5 separate regions of the Mus musculus genome follow, and regions 1, 2, 4 and 5 are each linked to region 3. The links are chromatin loops, found by intact Hi-C in ENCODE. Cell type or tissue: heart. All regions are shown on one strand. Links, peaks and the distances in the headings refer to the core of each region. The heading gives the core; the rest is flanking DNA.

Region 1 (4,315 bases), core at 63-4,062, 440 kb after region 3:
TCCTTCAAACTCCCTGTTTCCTGTTTCACGGCGGCACCATCTTTCAACACCGGGAGAGGATGCTTTCAGTATTTACTTCCTTTCTTGAAGAATAGGCTTTTAAGCAATTTATTTACTTTTAGGTGTACAAATGTTTTACCTACACGTGTGCCTTTGTACCATGTGCTGGCCTGGTGCCCGAGGAGGCCAGATCTTCTGGAAAGAGAGTTACAGTTGTGAGCCACTGTGTGGGTGCTGAGGGTAAACCTGGGTCCTCTGGCAGAGCAACCAGTACTCTTCCGGGACTTTCCTCCAGCCCTTATTTTATTACGTTGTGCATGTGTGTGTGTGTATGTATGTGTGTGTGTGTGTATGTGTGTGTGTATATGTGTGTGTGTATGTGTGTGTATATGTATGTGTGTGTATGTGTGTATGTGTGTGTGTATATGTATGTGTGTGTGTGTATATGTGTGTATGTGTGTGTGTGTGTGTGTGTGTATGTGTGTGTGCATGCATATGCACACATCTCTGCAGGTGCTAGCAGAGTCCAGAAGGCATCAGTTATCCTGTGCTGGGAGCTACAGGTTTTATTGTAAACGACCGCGTGGCTGTTGAGAACCAAACCTGGGTTCTCCGCAAGAGCAATAATGTGATCTTCAGCACCCACAACCCATCTCTTCAGCAATTGCTGTGTCCCCCCTGAGATGATGAAGAATTAGAGCCCCCCTCACACACACACACACACACCATCTCACCACCTAAGGATCCTTTCACCTTTCCAATATGATAATGCTGTTGGTTGCCGTAAATGAACTAGCACACACGGTACACGTGTAAAGGCTTTGAAAATGCCATGTTTGCACCACATAGGTCGACTGCCGGCTCCTACACTGCATGTTCACTCTTGGTGTTAACAATCTTCTCCCTGCAACCGCCACAACCACCATTACCAAACGTCCCTGTTCTCTAGAAAATCTGCTCAAACACATACATATTCCATTCATCAACATAATCCCCCCACCCCCTGCTGGCCATCTTCTCTGAGAGTTACAAGCTACAACAAACCACTCCCTCCCCAAGCTGGTTTCAGCAAGTGTTTTATCACTGCAACAGAAAGCCTATCTAGGACAGATGGGGCCTTGGGTAGCCCAGACTGGTCTGGAATGCTGGATGCAGCCCCAGCTGGCTTTGAACTCCTGACTCGAGAGCTTCGGGATCATAGATGTATACCACCACACCTGGCTTTTCTCTGGTCTTTAGCAAACAGAGTGGAAAATGTTTCCATCTTATACTAATTTTCAACTTTGTGTCTTACTCTTGCTTCTTTGCTCTCTGATGCTGTTTTAGAAATAGCAGCTCACTCTCGCTATTGATGAAGTATCATCTTTTATCCTTGGAGAACAGCAGTGACAGTGCTTTTCCTTGGGTCTCAGTCTCCATCCGTTCGAAAAACAACTTCATCTCTTCTGATGAAACCATTCCTCACATTTCTGATGGCCCCGTGGTATCTGATCCATTTAGGATCAGAGGCTGAGGGAGCACCCTGTGCATGTGTCGCAAGAGCTCAGGAGCTCTGCAATTGGTTCCCTGTCAGGATCTCTTCAGGTCTTTTCAGATTCTCCACAGGAAACCTATCCTCTCCTACTTCCATCTGGCAGGGTCAGGCTGATATGCCTGCTCTAGGAGACAAGGAGGGTGAGGGCTGTGTCTGTCTCACAGTCTCTTTGGACTTCATTCTTTTCTCTCCATGCTCCTAATATGGTATTTCTAGCCTCTCCTGAGTTAAGTAGATCTTATGCCAGGTCTGCAGAAGCGCAGTGAGCCCCCCCCCCCCCCGAGCAGGGAGGACCCCCCAGATCCCGAACAGACTTCACCTGCCCTGGAACCTGGCTGTGCCATTTGCTCAGGTACCCGTTCTTCTGGTTGCCTTCAGTCAACGCGACAAAACCACAGCTGGAAGCAACTTAACTTGGGGAAAAGGGGTTTGTTTACTTTTGCTTATGATTCCAGAGACTACACAGTCCACCGAGGCGGGAAGGCATAGCAGCAGGGGCTGGGGCCAGCCTAGCAGTCAGGAAGCTGAGTGATCCAAGGGGAACCGGAAGTGGGGCCAAACAATAGCCCTCCAAGCCAGGCTCCCAGCATGCTCTTCTCCAGCAAGCCTCCAGCTCCTAAAGGTTCTACAACGTCCCCGAACAGCGCCACCAGGTGGAACCAAGTGCTCAAACAGCAGTCCACAAGGAACGTTTCAAACCACGCTTTCGGTCTCTAACTCGGGACAAGTTCTTGGAATTGATACCTTTTTTTCATCCCTGCCTTTCTTCACTGGTGCATCACATTAACCCCTCAGCTGCCCTTCTAGCTCTGCTGCCATCTCTTCTCCTGACCAATGTGTTCTTGGGGTTTATAGAGGCAGAATTCGTTTACTCTCAGTTCATCAGGCCTTGTGAGGGGAACGGTGCTACATTTTTTTCCCCCCACATCCTTCTACTGCACCAGAAACCGTCAAACGCTGAAAATATGTATCATCTAGCCGTTCCCGTTTTTCTTGGCTCCTGCCCACTTGGGTGTCAGTTCTCCAGTCTCCCTGTGTTTGGATGTGTGTACGCTTCTTCCAAGTTCACACGTGTGCACATGCCCACAAAAGTCAGACGAGGGTGTTGGTCCCTCTGGAACCAACTGGAGTTGCAGGAGGTTGTGAGCCACCGGGCACAGGTGCCGGGAACTGAACTTGGTACCTTGGAAGAGCGGCAAACGTTCTTAGCCACAAAACAATACTCCAGTCCCGTTTTTATAAAGAACTAAATTTATTATGGGCTTAATAGAATAAATACAGGAGGTTCCAATTGAGGTACTTCAGGCACCTAGGGTGTTTTCAAGGGTAAAGGGAGCCTCCTCTTGGGTTTCCTCAAAGCAGTGGTTGAGGTGAGTCCAACTGCATCAACAACTGCATCCAAGCACTAGGCAGGCTATACATTAGTGCCTCCTCCAGCATTCGGAACGGGAGTAGGAAATCTATCTACTGGCTATACATTAGTGCCTCCTCCAGCATTCGGAACGGGAGTAGGAAATCTACCTACTGGCTTTACATTAGTGCCTCTCCCAGCATTCGGAACGGGAGTAGGAAATCTACCTACTGGCTCAGTTACAGTTCTAGCTAACTTGTGCGTCTTAGAAATTAGGGACCAGGCAGATAAATCATTGAGTATTGATATTAACCCATAGCCAAACATATATTTTATTGTGCTTATAATAAGTATGCAAAGTTAAATATCCATCACACACAACTTGTAGCCCGCCTAAACATCACTCCCTACACAAGTTGTGGCTGCAGGACATTGTGAAAATACAAACTGCCATGTAATTAGCCAGGAAAATTATTATGGTTGATAAACTGACCAAACCTCATAAGTAGTATGAATAATAACAACAAACATTGTGTGCTCTAGGATGGAGCAGGAACAAGGACCTTGAACGTGGCAAGGAACACAGCTCAATGTCCAACAAATAACAGAGGATGTTGCCAGCGTTTTAGTTTACAGAAAGCAAGGCTATGCTTACCTGCTTTTGAGCATAGCAGAAGCAAACAACCAAAGCATGAGAAAGACTCGAGTCTCCCCTTACCTTCTCTCTTGGTTTCCTCTCCTCTTGTGTTGTTACTAATGTTATAACAAGGAGGAGAGCCTGTGATCCCCGGCTTTCTTCACTGCTACATTGGTAACCTCACGGCCCAGAATGGCAGAGCTGGATCCAAACAGGCTTCTCAACCCTGCTCAGAGTTGCGGCGCCCTCTTCTGCCCTCTGCTCAACGAATTATACTATCAATAGGTATTTTTCATCCATGTTAATGAGAAATCTACTTCACCCTAATGCAGAACTCCCCGATCCTTTTCGTGAAATGCTAATACCAGCTTGAAACAAAGTTCTTCAGATTTTCAGAAGTTGCATCAACCATCTTAAAATGGTCAGTGTTTCCTCTACGCCTTGTTTAATACACATTTGCATAGTGTTTTAGGAAGCCTCCAGCCCAGGGCTCATTAACTTGAGGCTTCACTCATCGGTGTTAGGCATCCTGAATATTATTTCCTTTTCCAGAAACACACTGAAACCTTGTAGGCCACCATCCTGCGTTATTTAACCGAACCCTCATCCCACGTGTCCATTTGGCATTTCCGGGTTTTGATAAGGATAAGCTATTTTAGTCTAGCGGGATCTTCCCACCTGCATTGGATGCGGTCGAATCCCTAGCACGTGGACCCGCTGTCCGTTTTTTGCGTTCGGGATGCTGGTATTTTCCCAGCGGCCTTCCAGTCTTGCCCTACGTATGGTACGCAAG
Region 2 (4,315 bases), core at 222-4,221, 88 kb after region 3:
GAGAACTGAGACTGAAACTCGCCGGGGGGGGGGGGGGGGTCCCCACACTCTTCCCAGAAAAATTAGCAGATATGAGCAGCATGACATCAGTGAGATTTGAAGTCCTGTTTCCCCAGAGTGGAGCTGAAGAACATCCCATGTATTCTCTTTTACAGTCCAGGCAATTCTCAAGTCAGCACACTCATTGATCTCTAAGACATTGATCTCTAAGACATAGATCTATTTCCAAAACACAAACGCTCTGACCTGAAACCAAGTTCCCTTCAGTTAGCTGGAAGTCCCTAACTCATCCCAGTAGAGAATGAGATTTTCAGCTCCCAGGAGAGAAAGATAAACTAAGCAGATTTTACCCAGTAAAGAACTAATTCAAAAACTACACCAAAAAAACCTGCTCACAAATCCTAGATGCACAGCTGCCCACTTGTTGCCTGGTCTCTAACTTGAACCAGTTTGCTGCTTGGGCAAAGAAGCTTGCAATTTGGATCTTCTATTTGGGGCCAACATCTGCTTCAATGTCACAATCCAAGGAGCTGAAGCGACCTTGGAAGTCGGGATTTCCAGTGAGGAGACGCCCAAGGCCCCAATCGGCTCCCCCTCCTCGCCCCCAGGTTCCCTCCCTAAGTGGGGAGCAGCAAGAGCCGCCTCTCTTCTACCAAGAGAGGGGCTGTGGCCGCCAATATTCGAGACTGCATGAGGGCAACTTCAGCCTTTCCCTCACAAACTGACCAGATTCCATCAGAACTAAGACAAGACCTCCCGGATAGACGGGGGAGAGAGGCTAAGTGATTTCTCCTGGCGCTCCTCCCCTACCCCGCTGACTCCAGAGCCCTGACCCTGCATTCACAGGTGAGTCACTAAAAAGACTACGTTAGGAAACTAAAGCCTGCCCGCACAGTTCCCTTATGTGAGTTCCATAAATAAGAAACCATAGAGGGAGATCGAGATTCCTTGGCAACCTGAGCGTTTGCCTTATTACCCTCCCATGGGAAAATAAGTGCAGAGGCAGAATTTCCCCTTGCAGGCTTAACTTAGACAACCCCTAAAAAGAGCGAGTACAAGACCCTTTTCCCAGAGGGAGGCATGTAGGGGCGCACCGACGCATCTGCCTCAGGGGCAGCACCTTGAACCCCCTTTTCAAAGGACCTACTATCTGAGGTTTCTGGATTCCAGCCCTGGGGCTCCAAAACCCTTCGGGCATATCCGGACCGGCCCTCCCACCATGGTTTGGCCAAGATCCCTGGCCAGAGCCAAATCCAAGCTCGCTCAGCTGCCAGGACGCCTACGGGCGCTCCACCTGCTGGGCAGTCCACTGGGCTCCTAACTCACACCCCCCCCACGCAGCTTTGGGGTGCAGGATCCGCAAAGGGCATGGCGAGGCAGGTTACAAAGTGGTAGAGAGACGGACCTTGTCAAGAACAGAATAGCACGCCACCCCACCACATTAGGAGTTTTTTCTGCTACCGGACAAGACTTTTCCGGGAATCTGCAAGAAGCCCCTCAACAAGGCAGCATCCATAGAAAGAGCCCTACAACTCGCCCCTTTGCCCCCAGCAGCCCCTTACTGTTGAGACCTTACTAGGGCCCCCCTCGACTGTAGACATCTTTTCCCCAAGGCAAACTGAAACTGGGGGTGACGGGATGGCTCAGGACACACCCTCGGTTCTCCAACAGGTGAGAAGCCTCACTTTGACCTCCAAGCAGAGACCTCTGCCCCAGGGGCCCAGGAGTATCAAATAGCACGGACGGCATTCTACGCCCAGAAGCCCACCGCCCTGTTCGTGACTCCTCGGTCGCCCTCTCTAGGGCTGCGGTCCCTTGGGCGTAGACTGTCCGTTCTGGACACCTGAGTCCGGGATACCCGGAGCAAGTAGGTGCGCCCTGCGCCCTCACCTTTGTAGCGCTCCATCCCGGGCACGGTGTGCGCTGCTATCGGCTCCGCGCTGAGTTCTCCGCGCTGGACTCCGCGCTGGGCTCCGCGCCCCCGCTGAGCGCTGGCCCCTCCCAGTGAAGTCACGCTCGCCGCCCGACCTCCCGGAGTGGCCGCCGCGCCCCTAGCCCTCCGATCCTGACTCCACCCGAGCCGCCCTGGACCCCGCCAGGGATCTCCACAGCCGGTCAGGACAATCAGCGCTCTGGTCCTCACGCACCCCGCACTGGGCTCCCCGTCCCGAACGCAGATCACTTCCTCCAAGTTGGCCCGAGGGCGGCGGCGCGAAAGAAAGAGCCTGGGACGTCCTCAAAGCCCGGGGAAGACTCCGGGAACAGCGAGCTCCCGTAGGTCTCCACCAAGATCTGTTTTCTCCAGTGTTGAGACTGCGAACCCAATGCCGGGAGGAGGAGACTGAGGGCCAGCGGGGAGGTGGAGACGGACCTAGAGCGCCTCCTGCTTGATCCATCAAGCCAGTGCGCCCACATCCTGGGCCCTCCTGGATTAGCTCCTTGAATTTAGAAGCCGCTGGGGGCCGGCTTTCAGTCCACCTTGCCTGGCACCTGTACATCGTGCACACTTTAGAGCACAGGAAATGACCTCCTTGTAGCCTGCTGCCTGAGCCCAGATTTTATGGGCGTCTTAGCCTAGGCTTTCCTGAGGAGGATTACAGTGTCTGGAGCCTCCTCAGCAAGCCTGGTCTTCAAGAAAAGATGGCACCTGTCCGAGGTTATTTTCACCTCGGAACACATTTAATCCTTTTCTTTTGATTCCCTCCAATCCTTCCAAATTCCTAAATCCTCTCCAAAGATTATGGGGTTTTTGTTTGTTTTGTTTGTTTGTTTTTGGTTTTTCGAGACAGGGTTTCTCTGTATAGCCCTGGTTGTCCTGGAACTCACTTTGTAGACCAGGCTGGCCTCGAACTCAGAAATCCGCCTGCCTCTGCCTCCCAAGTGCTGCGATTAAAGGCGTGCGCCGCCACGCCCGGCTACGTTTTCTTTTAAACTTTCGGATTTCACTTTTTAAACCATGCTTGGACTCTCGACAAAGGCCCGGAATATACACTTAGGGAAGGTTTGTTGTTTTCCGAGAGCCCCCTTCATGCTTCCTTGGAGCAGCAGAGTCAGCTTTGATCTCTGCAGATCTTCCGCCCAGCGATCTGCACAAACACTTTTCCTAGTTAGAGCAGCAGCTCACGTGAACAGAGCCCTCCTAGCCAGCCAGGAGCCTCGCTCAGGGCTGCAAAACCCCAGCCTTTCAGTTTGCCCATTCACCCTGAGGTAGCAGGTCGCTGTCTGTCTCCTGTAGTATAAACAAGTTTAGGGGGAAGGGGGTGGACAAAGTCACATGGGAGGAGCCCTAGGGATGCCTACTTCCAAGTCTTATGTGTGTAGGTCAGAGACCTCCACATGCCACATGCACATGAACACACATGCAAGTACACACACACACACACACACACACACACACACACACACACACACACAGTTGGCAGCAAGAATGGGCATCTCCCAAGAGAATCAGGGTAGGAAGAGGTATTCCGCTGGCCTCCTGTACAGTAGCCCTCAAACAGTCGAGCAGCTGTGTTTCTGCCTTAGTGTTCTCATTCCTACCCCTTTCTTCCTCTTGCAAATGGCCCAGCAGGGCACACACCCTCCGTTCTGTGGTGGTTCCAGACTACTCTCAGTGGAGCCCTGGGTTTTCTTTGAAATGCTCAGTATTGGAAAAGAAGCCTCAAGTCTGTGGTCACTGGTCACTTTTGGCCAGACTCCTGCCCTGCCTGCTGAAGCTGAGTGAGCAGGTCAGGCCCCACTCAGCAGGGCTTCCGAGCTAACCTTCACACTGAAGGCTGAAGAAAGCTTGGCCCTGGCTGACACCCCTAGGGTTAAAGGGTCTCCACTCTACAAACGAGCACACAAAGAAGTGAGACTTGTGTAATTTTACAGAGTCAGGACACAAACCAGGCAGAGCCCAGGTTTCCTGACTCCAAATCCTACTTCCCTCACAGCCTTTACCTCAGGCTTTCCTGTGACATTAACTGGGCAGTGCTGTTCCCCCAAATCCTCTGACACCTGTTTCTGCCCTTCAAGAAAGCATGGCACCCCCTTCTAGGCCAGCAAGGCTCTCGTCCGTGTCTTGCCAAGTTCATTAACCCTTCCTTGTCTCCAAACTGGTTATAGCTTCCCTGAATCCTCTCCAGACATACAAAATATTAAAAATGCAGTTCAAGTCGATCTAAACCTGCAATTCACAACCCTTTTCCAGAACAAAACTGAAATGGCAGAACTACCAAGAGGAACTCCAGGCAGCCAGCCCTCCCTGTGGTCTCCTGGGTGTTGTTGAACCTCTCTGCCCTTGGCAACTTTGTAACTTTCACAAAGGAAAGGC
Region 3 (4,315 bases), core at 228-4,227:
TGCCCTACTACCCACCAGGTCTAGAAGCAAGGCTGGATTAAAAGACACACAAGGAAAGGCCTCTTCTTACTCACAAGAGAGAGGTTTTGGCCGCACTCACAATACAGGAAACCCTTTCAGCATCCACATAGTCGTAGGTGAGCTCTTCCGGGTCAGTCTTGGAGCCCGACTCTGAGAGCAGGAGGCCTAGCCAGTGGCCCATCTCCTCTGAAGACTTGGCCTAGGAGAAGGACATGCAGAGTCTCGAATAAGGAAGGCATGCTATCCTGGCCAATCCCTCCCTCTAGGCCAGGATAGCTCACTCCGGTCCCTGCCATCAAGTATGAGACCTGTTCAGGGCACCCTCAGTTTTACCAGCACATTGTGTCCCCGAGCGAACCTAAATAGCATTTTCTGGCAGTGGCACCTCCTTTTTGTCACCATAGTGACACCTCAGTGACACTCCAGACATCGGTGGGGAGCATCACATGAGACTGTAGACGTGAGTTTCTAGAAGCTAATAGTTACATTCTCAAGGTTTAAAAAAAAAAAAGATTATCAAGAGCTATCGATCAGGAGGTGCTAAAACTGTTGGTTACTGAATAACTGTATACATTGTAGGTAGACTCTTCCATAGACAGTAATTGTCCCTTTTATCATCTTAACCCATGCATGGGAGAGTGCTGAGACACTTCCATGTTCAGGTTTTATTTTATGACACCAATAAAGTTGAAGAATCTGAAAGACCTGATACAAGAGCAAGAAATCCTGATTTACTGAGTCCCAGCAAATCTGGTGTTTCCTTTTGGGGGGGAGGGGTGCATCCCAATCAACTGTAGGCACTGAACGTTTCTATTCAAATGTCAATATTATGTCTTGCCTTTGTGACAAGAAAATAGAATTGTATAAAAGCCATAGGCTTATTTTTATGAGCAAAACTAGCTACCTCTCTGGTCCCAGGCCGCTCAGTCCTACCATCCTTCTGGAGATACAGCTACAAACCAAACTCAACTTTCTGTTGGTGCCGCACTCGTCCTCAGTTTCTTATTGACTGGATTTGGAAATACCTAGGAGACACACCTCTGGGCAGGTTTGGTGTTTGGTTTGTTTGTTTTTTCAAGACAGAGTTCCTCTGTGTAGCCCTGGCTGTCCTGGAACTTACTCTGTAGACCAGGCTGGCCTCAAACTAATAGAGATCCTCCTGTCTCTACCTCCCAAGTGCCAGGATTAAAGGTGTACACCACCACTGCCCAGCCCCTGGGCATGTTCATGAGGATGTTTCCATATAGATTTATATGAAGAGAGGAAAAGCCCCTGGAACCATCCTGACAGACCCCGGGCCTGCGCTGAATGAGAAAGAGCACCAAGCTGAGGCCAGTATGCACCTGTTTTCTGACTGCAGATACAAGGTGTTACCATCATCCTCTGTCGGAGGATGGGCTGTAACTGTTACCATGCCTTCCTCTGTCGGATGATGGGCTGTGTGTATTTCTTAAAGCCAAGGGCCAAGCCAGTTTCTCCTCTGAGTTGTTTTCTGTCAGGCACTTATTCACAGCCACAGGAAAAAGAATACAGATTTCCTTTCTCCTTTGATTTCCAATTGGATTTCTCAGTACTGCTTTTTAGAGACCTCTTCCAGGCCACCGCTCCTACACTGGGCAAGTGCAGCAGCTTCCTGGTGGTCTAGGTCACCTTCACCGTGCCCTAGTCCTTCCCTGAAACTGTAACTAAACAACTAATTGTGTCACCAGATGTCATCACACTGCCAAAATAGAAAATAAGTTCTGTGAAGACAGACACAAGTTCTCTCCCTCATCCAAGGAGTTGGCTAATGCGAAATGAGTGGATGGACCTGTCTGTGTGAGGCCATTGTTGGTGTGGACGGTTTAGTCACTAGGGGGCAGCATTGGAGCGGACTTGGAAGGCCGGTGGCTAAAGTCCTAAGTGGACAGGAGTTAATGGGCAAGTGCTTGCTTGTGTGTAGGACCTCAGCCCCGCCTGTGGGGTTCCTAGCAAGCTTGTATTATGTCATCTCTTGTTTTTGTAACTTTAACAGTGCATGAAACCAAAAGGCAGGGAGAGGCCGAAATGTAATTGTATCGCAGAGCAAGTCCTGATCTCAGATAAATTCCAGCAGCCCTCATTTCTGTGAACCGGGCCTCTGGGTTCTTGTGGCTGGTAACATACACAGTAAATAGCACGCCTTTTGAGTTTCAGACTCTGCTCTGGCACCATGGGGGCTAAAAGTACTCCCGGAGTGCCCTGTACAGAAAGAAGCCTGTGGTCCCACCCCTGTGACAAAGCCACCCATCCTGAGGTCTGAACAAGAATGGACATTTTTTTTAAAAGCATAAACAGCTGTAGATAATGGAGATAAAAGCCACTGGTCCTCTCTTAGTGGGATCGTGGTCCTCAGTACTTCAGTTGACAGCCAAGAGACCGCCCGCCCTTGGCTGTCCGTCCTTCCTGCCTGCCCCACAGTCAGTGTACCTCAAGCTTGGCTAGCTCCTCGCCGTTGTGGAGAATACGGAAGGAATACAGGTGGTCGGGGCTAGGATCTGGAAGCACGTCACAGCCCACCAGGCTGAGGGGCTGCTGGGCCACCTTGCTCCGGTTCCGGTCCTGGTAGAAGTGCAGGTGGCTGTCTCTAACGAAGCACCAGCGTGACTTCCATTGACTGTTCACCAGCACATTCAGGTAGCCTGCAGAAGGACATGCAGACAGGAGGAGGAGGAGGTCACAGGAGACATGCATCCGCAGAGAACAACTCTTCTAACGGGACATTCTTCAGCAGGGATGTGGCTACAGGGGGACCTAGAAGACCACAGGGTCTAGGGGTGGCACTACCACTGGGTCTCTTTGGGTGTCACCCATTTCGGAACCTGTCATATGTCATCGCAGAGATGACATCTGTCAATCTCAGAGTATATTATTTTCTTCCTGGCACTCCAGGGCAGGGCAGTATAGCTATCCCAGTTCTTGGCAAAAGTATGGCTGGAGGAAAGTGGGCTTTGTCCTCTATTAGCCTGGGACTGGTGAGTATTTGTACAGCATACGGGTCCTCTACCAGACCTCACCTCCAGGCCTCTCGGTTCCAGCAGGCAACCCCCTACGTCTGGTCTCAAGTCAAATCTCCTGGCTCTAGAGTCAAACCTGCTGCCTCAAGTTTTCTTACTTCCCTGATACGTGGTCCAGACATTACCCACAACACCCAACCCTCCTCTTTCCTCCTGAGCAGGTGCGTCTATGTCTTCTCTAGCCCTGACTCAGTTTACCTGCTGTTAGAACATGTAGGGCCTACTGCAGCAAAGCTCTGCTTCAGTGCCAACCTCCTCTGCTGGACACATGCCTTTCCAGGACCTAGGACTGGAGCTTTTAGCCTTTTGACTGGGGACCCCATTTCCCCCCTGTAGCACCCAGAAGCTATAGCACCAGGGTATACCCAGGATACATCCTTTCTCATTCACGGATTGTTCAGCTTCTCCACGTTTATTGAACTGCTGCCATATACCAATGGAGCCTTGTCCCCAGGCAACAAAGATGAGCAAAACCTGGCCTCTAGGCTTCCTGCACACCTAGAGGAGATGCGTAATGGGCTGTCTCCTCTCTGAGCCTAACCTTCTCAAATACACAGGCTTATGAAGTAGAGCTGCTCAGTTCTAAGTGATTGGCAGCATCTCTGAGTCCTCGACAGCTAAGCAGGCAGTGAAGCAGATTAGACAGCCCCATACAGAGCTGGTCTCCTGATAGACAGTGGGGCTCACATACATTTCTACACCACATTGAAAAGACATCAAAGCTGAGGATCCAGAGAGCAGAAGCTAAAGTCCAAACAGATGCTCCTGTGCCTATCACAGCCCCAGAGACGTTTAGATCAGGTGAAGTGAGAGCTAAGTCCCTGGGTGTCTGTTCTCACTGTCACAGCCTCCGGGAAGGAGGCTATGCATGAAGATAAAACAGTTCCATGAGCAATCCAGTCACATCCCAGTGTGCACTAGGACCAGTCTCCCAGGCTGTACACTCTGCTTCCTGAGGCGGCAGTGACAGGCAGAAGTAGGCCACACCCTAGCCTGGGAAGCAGAAGGCTCCAAAGAAAAGCCTTGTCTTCTACCCTGCCTTCCTCAAGCAACAGGAGAACCAGGGGCTCAGGAGAGAGCCCGGGAGTGGGGTCGAGAAAAAGGCCCAGAGGTGAGCAAGGTGGAGGTGGGGGTGGCTTCCAGGCCCAGAGAGGATTGCAGCCCAAGGTCCAACCTTGGAATTAAGAGGTTCCATACCAGGATATTTTCTAGGCCTGGCCTGTCTCCCTCCTGACCTCAGTTCCTTCAAGTATGAGTGA
Region 4 (4,315 bases), core at 207-4,206, 420 kb after region 3:
AATGCTTACGTGTGACTCTGGTGGGGGCACAGAAAAGACTTATACTTCCAGGTCGCCCTCTGTATTCCTGGAGGAAGCATGGAACAGCAATTTCTTTTCTTTGCCTATGAAAAAAGCAGAACCTGCTAAACGCATGAAACTCAAGAAGAACGAAGACCAAAGTGTGGACACTTTGCCCCTTCTTAGAATTGGGAACAAAACACCCATGGAAGGAGTTACAGAGACAAAATTTGGAGCTGTGATGAAAGGATAGACCATCTAGTGATTGCCATATCCAGGGATCCATCCCATAATCAGCTTCCAAACGCTGACACCATTGCATACACTAGCAAGATTTTGCTGAAAGGACCCAGATGTAGCTGTCTTGTGAGACTATGCTGGGGCCTAGCAAACACAGAAGTGGATGCTCACAGTCAGCTATTGGATGGATCACACGGCCCCCAATGGAGGAGCTAGAGAAAGTACCCAAGGAGCTAAAGGGATCTGCAATTCTATAGGTGGAACAACAATATGAACTAACCAGTACCCCGGAGCTCTTGTCTCTAGCTGCATATGTATCAAAAGATGGCCATCACTGGAAAGAGAGGCCCTTTGGATATACACTGGGACAAGGTGTGTTTTAACAGAACATTGAGAGTTAGGAACCCACTTCAAACTGACTGCTAATCAGCCTTGTGGTTTTGCATAAATGACGACAACTCTTATTTATCCATTGCTGCGTAACAAGTTGCTCCAAATGTAACAGATTAGGACAAGCAGTGTGTATAATCTCCCGATTTCTGTAGGTTGGCTCAGCTGCATCTAAGTTGGTCTCCTCAGGGAGTCTCAAGAGATGCCAAAGGAGCCATGAGATAGCATTCTGTCATCTGAAGGCTGGTTTGGGCTGGAGACTACTGCTAAGGTCCCTCACAAACCCATCAAGAACTTCAGTTCCTTACCCTAGGGGCCTGTCCTTAGACTGCCTTAAGCTGTGGCAGCTGTCTTCTCCCAAAACTGATAACAGAACAACCAGATAGAGCCTGCAACAGCATAGTCCAGTCTTACATGCAATATAGCATCGGTTCTGTTGTGTTCTACCTTCCACAAGCAGATCCTGGTACCCTGTGGGAAGATTGTGAGCATCTGCAGGCAGGGAGCATTGAGGACATCTCAGGGGTTAGCTAATGTCCTTTCTTCCTCAGTTTTCTCTGCTGCAGAGTGAAGTCTGAGTCACGTGACCTTTCTGGTTGGTGCCCTCTCACCCTCCCCCCCGCCATGCCACCACTAGACTCACCTTCCTGCTCTCCTGTAAAGATCCCTATGACTTTTGCCTTTGAGCCCTTTGACTGTACCAACCACAGCCCCCTAAACACTGCCATTTATACACTTCCTGGCCACATCCTTCCGCTAGCTCCCTGACATCCACCTGGCCTACAGCTGCCCTCAGTCCACGTCTATCCTGCCAAGTGCTTCAGAGTCCTTGTGGTCGGTCCTTCCTGCCCCAAAGCTTTCTGTTCCTGACTTCTCTGTCTCTGCCTATTTGCTCCACCTCAGCCCCTGAATTGCTCACCACCAAAATTACTTAACTTTATTAGAGGAAACTCAGTCTCTTGTGCTATCATAAGAACCCTCTGTTCTTCCAATTCTCCGATCAAGTCATCCCAAGAGATGGGTCACCTTGTCGGGATGTCTAGAACACCGTCCCACCGATTTTTTTGTCACGTCCCTCCAGTCTTTACTTTATTTGCACTTCAAATCAGATTTTGTGTGTTTGCATGCATGCATGTGTGTGTGTGCATGTGCTCATGTGTGTGTGTGTTTCTGTGTGTGTATATATATGTGAGTGCATGAATGTGTACATGTGAGTGTGGATGTGTGTGTGCATGTGATCACGTATGTGAATATACTCATGTATATGTGAGCTTCTGTGTGTGTGTGCGTGTGTGTAGGTCAGAGGTCATCCTTGAGGAACTTAAGTCATTCTCAGCCACTGCTTTTGAGGCAGGCAGGCCTCTCACATTGCCTGGGAACCTGCTGCAGTTAGTCTAGCTACAGTGAACTTCAGTGATCCAGTTATTCCCACCTGTCTCCCTCTGCAGCACTGGGATTGTGTGTGACGTCATTGTGCCCAGCTTTTGATGCAGGTCCAGCCCAGGCCTCACTCTTACACTGCCAGCCTTTGAGGACTGAGCCAGCTCCCCAGTCCTCCACCCTCAGATTAGATTTTCAGAGGCCATTGCTTTGGCAGGTCACTGCCTGAACAGTGGCTTAAAAAAAACCCTCACTCTCATGGACAGATTTCAAGTGGCAGGCTTGTGCTTTCTGTTACAGACAAGCAGGTACAGTACTGAAGGCCACTGAAGAAAGTCCCACAACAGTATGGCATGGTCACATGGTCACCTACTTTACTTCTTGTTGAGGTAAAATTCACATGACAAAATGGCTGTTGGAAAGCGAACCAGACTGTGGTGTCAATTCTTGCTCAAAATTACGTAGCTATCATCTCTGTCTGGTTCTGTCCTTCCCCTGTTAGCCTGAATGTCTAGTTGGATATGTTCTCCTCAGCATTGAGTTTATCTGTCATCAACAAGTCAAATACAGAGTAATTACTAGTATTAATTTATATCAGTGTTCAGTTTGGGAATACAGCTCAGTGACTGGTTTCTTACTGAGCTAGCACAAGACTCTCTGTTTGCTTACTGGCACGGCTGAAAAATAGAATAGGACACCACTTATAAACTAGCTGTTGCTTTATGGTCAGATGATCTAGAGCACAAACATCACTCTCTCTTTCTAGAGCATATGACATCACTCTCTCTTTCTAGAGCACATGACATCACTCTCTTTCTAGAGCACATGACATCATTTTCTCTCTAGAGCATATGACATCACTCTCTCTTTCTAGGGCACATGACATCACTCTCTTTCTCTTACACGCATTCTCGCGACCGGCCAGGAAGAACGCAGCAAACCTGAATCTTCTGCGGCAAAAGCTTTATTGCTTACATCTTCAGGAGCAAGAGTGCAAGAGAGCAAGAGCTCCATTGCTTACATCTTTAGGAGCAAGAAGCAAGAGCCAGAGCAAGAGCTCTATTGCTTACATCTTTAGGAGCCAGAGCGCAAGAGCGCAAGAGCAAAAGCAAGAGTGCAAAAGCAAAAGCAAGAGAGCAAAGGGGAGAATGGCGAAACCCCGTCCCTTTTTAAGGAGAATTATTCTCCACCTAGGACGTATTACTCCCTGATTGGCTGCAGCCCATCGGCCGAGTTGTCGTCACGGGGAAGGCAGAGCACATGGGGTGGAAAACTACCCTTGGCACATGCGCAGATTATTTGTTTACCACTTAGAACACAGGATGTCAGCGCCATCTTGCAACGGCGAATGTGAGGGCGGCTTCCTACATCTTTCTAGAGCACATTACATCACTCCCTTTCTAGAGCACATGACATCACTATCTCATCCTAGAGCACACGATATCACTCACTCTTTCCAGGGCACATGACATCACCCTCTTTCTAGAGCATATCATATTACTCTCTCCTTCTAGAGCACATGACATCACTATCTCTTTCTAGAGCACATGACATCACTCGCTATCTAGAGCACATGACATAATTCTCTCTTTCTACAGCATATGGCATCACTCTCTTTCTAGAGCACAGGACATCACTCGAGTTCTAGGGCACATAACATTACTTTCTCTCTAGAGCTCATGACATCACTCTCTCTATCTAGCGCCCATGACATCACTCTATCTAGCACACATGACATCACAATATTTTTCTAGAGCACATGACATCACTCTCTCTTTCTAGAGCCCATGGCCTTACTTGATTTCTAGAGAACATGTCATCACTCTCCACCTAGAGCACATTACATCACTCTCTCTTTCTAGGACACATGACATCACTCTTTCTTTCTAGAGCATATGACATCACTCTCCCTTTCTAGAGCACATGACATCATTCTCTTACTAGACACATGACTTCACTCTTTCTAGAGCACATGACATCACTTTCTCTTTCTAGAGCACATAACATCACTATCTCTTTCTAGAGCCCATGATATCACTCTCTTTTTATAGCACGTGACAGCATTCTCCCTTTCTAGAGCACGTGACATCACTCTTTCTTTCTAGAGCACATGCCATCACTCTCTCTTTCTAGGGCACATGATATCATTCTCTTTCTAGAGCACGTGACATCATTCTCTCTTTCTAGAAAACATGACAGCACTCTCTCATTCTTGAGCACATGATATCACTCTCTCTTTCTAGGGCACATGACATCACTCTCTTTCTAAAGCAAGTGACATCACCCTCTTTCTAGAGCACATGAC
Region 5 (4,315 bases), core at 132-4,131, 220 kb after region 3:
CTGGAAAGCAGAGCGGGTACCCCAGCCTTTCTGCAGAGCCGGTACCCCAGCCCTTCTGACCCAGACTTACTTGCTGATGTACTCGCCGGTGAGGACCTTCCCACAGGACTTGCACTTGAAGCAGCCCAAATGCCACTGCTTGTCCAGAGCTAGCAGCGCCTGTCCGTTCTTAATGTCCCTTCCACAGCCGGCGCAGTCTGGAAGAGAGCAGCAGCCCACGGTTACTGCCATTTCCCTGGAAAAACCTGAGGAGGAGCGGTCCCCGGGACCCACGGTGCGGCTCTTGACTAAGGTCTCATTTCCCTATATAAGATCTTCTCCACTAAATCCCTCAGGACCTGTCCTCACGTGGCCAGGCAGCTGCTCAGACCTCAGTGGATCTCAGCAGATGATGAATGTCCTTCATCTCCTAGCTGGCTCCTCAGGAGTTAGGCACCCTTTGGGGTCCAGTTGGCCTAGAGACTATTTAATTATGGCATCTTGGCTAGGACGTTAAGCAAGCACTCGCAGGCTTTTATTTAATTGAGGACACATGTGAAGCCGATAAGCACACGTACTGGGAGCCCCTCCCCCCTCATCTCTGTGGGTGGTTTTAGGAGCACTGTCCGTCATTCTCAAATCTGTAATGAAATTCTACTTCCTTATCTACCCAAGCCAGCCTTTCCACTATTGGTTAAATGACTTAATTCCTTAGCTTTCATCTGTCCTTGACAGATTCCTGGAAGGCACGAGTGTTAGTTACTTCTCTCGGTGCTGTGACAAGAAGCCCAGGAAATGGCAGCTCACAAGAGCAAGGCTTAATCCTGAGTCTTGCGCGCGCTCAACAGGCCAGGAAGAACGACGCTGCTACAGGATCCTTCTGCACACGTTTATTCAGTCCTGTTTCTTCTTTCTCCATATATCTCCCCTGTTTATATCTCCCTTGTTTATATATCTCCCTTGTTTATATCTCCCCTGTTTATATCTCCCTTGTTTTTATATCTCCCTTGTTTTTATATCTCCCCCACTAATAGTAATCCTCTCTCGAATAATAATCCTCCCTCTAACCCGGGCCTCTCACTCTTATATACTCTCAGTTCCCATCCACGCACAGCAGGCCACGCCCCCTCGCCAGGCACGCAGCTTCAGCTAATCAGTGCAGCAGGGGCAAATCTCCACCAAATTGGATTCACCTGAATCCTGGTACACCTGCGCAGCACTCAAGATGTTTGTGTCTTATATGAGGAAGTCAGGTGCAAGTCATATGACTTAGCTGCAGTCCCTGGCGCCTTTGGGACTGCCGCCACACCCGCTCCCCACACCTGAGGGTGTGGTAACTGGTCACACTGCATGGCAGTCAGGGGGCAGAGAGAGATGGAGGCTCAGCTCACTGACTTCTTATGTTACTTAGGGACCCAGGCGACGAACTAGGGAGGGTCTTCACACCTTTGTCAACCCAATCTAGAGAGTCCCTCATAGTCATGCCCAGAGTTGTGTCTTCCTGTGGGTTCTAGATCCTGTCAAGCTGTCAATCAATGCTGACCATCACAATGTAGCAGACTATGGACGCCGGAGTTAGCTGGCCTGGTCCTGCACCACGATTTTGCCTGTCAAAGTAGCCCTTGAGTAATACTTGCTGTTTCTAAAGGTGCTGAGATCATGTGGATTATAGCACACGCCATGGGGTCAGGGAAGCAGAATACATGTGTGTTAACGCAGAGACACATAAAAGCGGGGAGTTCACTGAAATTAACATCAACCCTACAACCATTCAAAATCCCTGTGTCTGAGGAAACAAGAGCAAACGCCACCAGCCGGCAGTGGCCACTGCGCCCTAACAAACAAGGCTAACAGAAAAGAGCAGCATCCAGGCAAGGCCACTCAGCGGCCATGTTTAGACTAAGACAGACACAGTGTCCCACGTACAAAGTGACAGGACAGCCCCCTCTTCTGGCCACATTTGTAACTGTCTCTTTGGAAAGGGCACTTCTAGACCAGCTTCTCTTCTCGTACCAGACCTGAGTCACCAACCTGTCCCGCTGGAGTGACCCAGCACAAACCTCAACCTTGAACACACTCTGAAAATCCATCCAGAGATGGCTGTGGCTCCTCTCTGCCTCAGCATCTTAACATAGCCTGTTTCTTTTGTTCTTGGGCATCTTGGTCAGCAGCTGTTAACTTGGCTTTAGACCCAACAACTCATGCCCAAAATTTTACTGTAGAAATACATTTGCAACAACCCCCCCCCCCCACCGTGTGTGTGTGCGTTCTAACTAAATGTACTTTAAAAAGAACACTGGTGTTCTCCTCCCAGAATAGAATGTTTCTGGAGAAACCCAGAAGAAACCCTTAAGAAACCGGCCCCCTGTGGAGGAGGGCTTTATCTGTCTCTTCACATGATCCAGTTGTTTGATTTTTTTTTAAAACCACTAGAATGTGAAAAATCAAAAATATGTATCCAAAGAGTTAAAAATATAAGTTCTGAGTAGTAGGGTGAGAATGTCCTTATTTAGAGATTTTTGTTTTACTTCTGTGCATGTGAGTACCTAGCTGAGTTTATGTGTACCATGTATGTACAGGTACATGTGGGGCCCATGGTATCCCCTGGACCTGGAGTTCCTCATACAGGTACTGAGAACCAAACCTGAGTCCTTTGCAAGATCCTTATGTGGTTCTAATCCTGAGCCATCTCGCTAGCCACTGGATAAGAATTTGTATGGGCCATTCTAAGCTGTGAGAAAAGACAGTCCTAAAGTTAATAATAGATGTTTTCTCAAATGCCCGATATGTCATCATAAATATTTAAATCTTACGTGTGGCAATGTTCTATGGAAAGCCACAGCACGCCCTTTAAATCACAGTCTTCAAATGGAAAGGCCACAGTACGGAGGGAGGGTAAGGCTAATGGGCAGTTTTAAAAAGCAGTCGGGGCTGTGGAGATGTCTTGATCAGCATGCCTGCCATGCTAGCATTGGGTCAGAACAACCCTTACAAAAGGCCAGTGTGGGAAGTGTCCATCTATAACCCTGGCTAGGGGGACAGGGAAAGAGACAGACAGACAGACAGATCCCAGGGACTTGCTGGCCAGCCAGTCCATCCAATTGGTAAGCTCCTGGCTCTGCTAGAGATCTGGTCTCAAAACTGTATTTGAGAGCTATAGAGGAAGACACCCAACATTGACCTCTGTGTACACACACACACACATATACAAACTCACACACGTGCACACATATATGTACATCCACACCTACCGCACTCTATAGCGGTCCATCTTAAAAAGGAATATACTCTAAGTTCTAAGTTCACAGGAAAATCGAGAGTGCAGAGATTTCCCACTTCCCACATGCTCAGCCTCCGCCACTCTTGATATCGACCACCGGAGCCTTGCTGACACCCACAGCTGATTAGTGTTTGGAAGGTTTAAAGTGGCGTCAGGGATTATAGTATCACGCTGAATAGCAGGAGAACTTCAGCACTCTGAGTTGAACACACTGAGTTCTACCTACTCAGCCCTCCTTCCCCCAAACCCTGGAAAACTCTGATTTTTTTTTTCCTCTTAAGTCCTTTCCTCAAAAAAAAAAAAAAAAAAAAAAAAAAAAAAAAAAAAAAAAAAAAAAGGAACTTTAATTCAAGTTGAACTGAAAATTTCCATTGTTTCTAATAATTACCACTAGGTGGCAGCAATGGTTTGAAGAAAGACAAATAAGGATTTTTGTTTTGTTTGTTTTGTTTTGTTTTGTTTTGTTTTTCTTTTTGGTTGTTGTTGCAAAATAAATTTCAAAGATGGAGATGGCTGGACTTAGGGAGGCTGTCAGAGTTGCCTGTGGTTCACTGCAGGAAGCCCATCATGTGTGAGCTACTGACAATAATGCCACCTGCTATGATGCATCCCAAGGTTGTGCACAACACAAGACCTGGTAGAGGTGAGCTACCCAATGGCCTCTCTCCTTCCTTGGTTAGGGAGCAGAGCTAAGACTAAACCCTGGGCTTCTTCATCTCAGCTCGAGCTTGCTCTCTCCTGGCCCCTGATGCCCACGCGTCACAGAGCCGGGAAAGAAGTTACTACACAGCCTGGGGGTGGGGGATGGGGAGGGAACATTTTGATCCCCTGCCGGGGGCTGTGCAGACATGTAGCCGGCCATGTAGCCTTCAGTTCTTTGAGTCTGGGGACTCTCTCACAGGTGATGTCTAAAACACTGGGACCCAGCATGCCCTGCCCAGTGTGCCTCCCCTAAAACATAGCAGGTGACCCAGGTGCCTGAGCCCAGCCAGTGAGCAAGAATGAGTGGGAAGCTCAAGAGGCCTTCAGTCTCTTAGGTAAGATACTATCACCCCA

What was found. A loop is a pair of places that touch in the nucleus more often than their neighbours do. Peaks named below come from ENCODE experiments on the same cell type or tissue, not always from the same donor. Only the 100,000 strongest peaks of a DNase experiment are listed, where the experiment ranks them.
Region 1: a loop joins it to region 3, with 2.8 times the contacts of the local background. A loop is called at or near these places in 3 of 42 quality-filtered maps.
Region 2: a loop joins it to region 3, with 5 times the contacts of the local background. A loop is called at or near these places in 21 of 42 quality-filtered maps.
Region 4: it touches region 3 in a loop (4-fold over the local background); 5 of 42 quality-filtered maps call a loop at or near these places.
Region 5: it touches region 3 in a loop (2.7-fold over the local background); 18 of 42 quality-filtered maps call a loop at or near these places.

What each region holds. Positions count from the first base shown.
Region 1 is chr19:57,356,411-57,360,725 of GRCm38, forward strand. B230217O12Rik (RIKEN cDNA B230217O12 gene) reads right to left here. Exons shown (of 3, transcript NR_040316.1): 1 at 3,604-4,315. Among named protein-coding and RNA genes, the nearest start is that of B230217O12Rik, 2.3 kb to the right of the region's middle. In heart, for the core only: CTCF peaks have their summits at 2,195 (motif pointing right) and 3,760 (motif pointing left); DNase peaks (open chromatin) are centred at 2,121 and 2,962; H3K4me3 peaks cover 1,155 bases; H3K27ac peaks cover 1,520 bases.
Region 2 is chr19:57,006,261-57,010,575 of GRCm38, forward strand. It overlaps Afap1l2 (actin filament associated protein 1-like 2), which reads right to left and starts at 2,315. Exons shown (of 19, transcript NM_001177797.1): 1 at 1,891-2,315. The coding sequence starts at 1,906. In heart, for the core only: CTCF peaks have their summits at 1,289 (motif pointing left) and 2,391; DNase peaks (open chromatin) are centred at 1,271, 2,201 and 2,391; H3K4me3 peaks cover 1,477 bases; H3K27ac peaks cover 1,736 bases; H3K27me3 peaks cover 3,214 bases.
Region 3 is chr19:56,917,908-56,922,222 of GRCm38, forward strand. Afap1l2 (actin filament associated protein 1-like 2) reads right to left here. Exons shown (of 19, transcript NM_001177797.1): 11 at 2,470-2,681; 12 at 75-220. Among named protein-coding and RNA genes, the nearest start is that of Vwa2, 46 kb to the left of the region's middle. In heart, for the core only: a CTCF peak has its summit at 1,875 (motif pointing right); DNase peaks (open chromatin) are centred at 1,924, 2,534 and 4,071; H3K27me3 peaks cover 201 bases.
Region 4 is chr19:57,342,686-57,347,000 of GRCm38, forward strand. The region is part of intron 1 of B230217O12Rik (RIKEN cDNA B230217O12 gene); the gene reads right to left. Among named protein-coding and RNA genes, the nearest start is that of B230217O12Rik, 16 kb to the right of the region's middle. In heart, for the core only: no CTCF peak of the experiment used is centred there; a DNase peak (open chromatin) is centred at 2,186.
Region 5 is chr19:57,134,512-57,138,826 of GRCm38, forward strand. Ablim1 (actin-binding LIM protein 1) reads right to left here. Exons shown (of 26, transcript NM_178688.4): 5 at 71-197. Among named protein-coding and RNA genes, the nearest start is that of Ablim1, 79 kb to the right of the region's middle. In heart, for the core only: CTCF peaks have their summits at 1,935 (motif pointing left) and 3,656 (motif pointing right); DNase peaks (open chromatin) are centred at 400, 1,930 and 4,120; H3K27ac peaks cover 654 bases.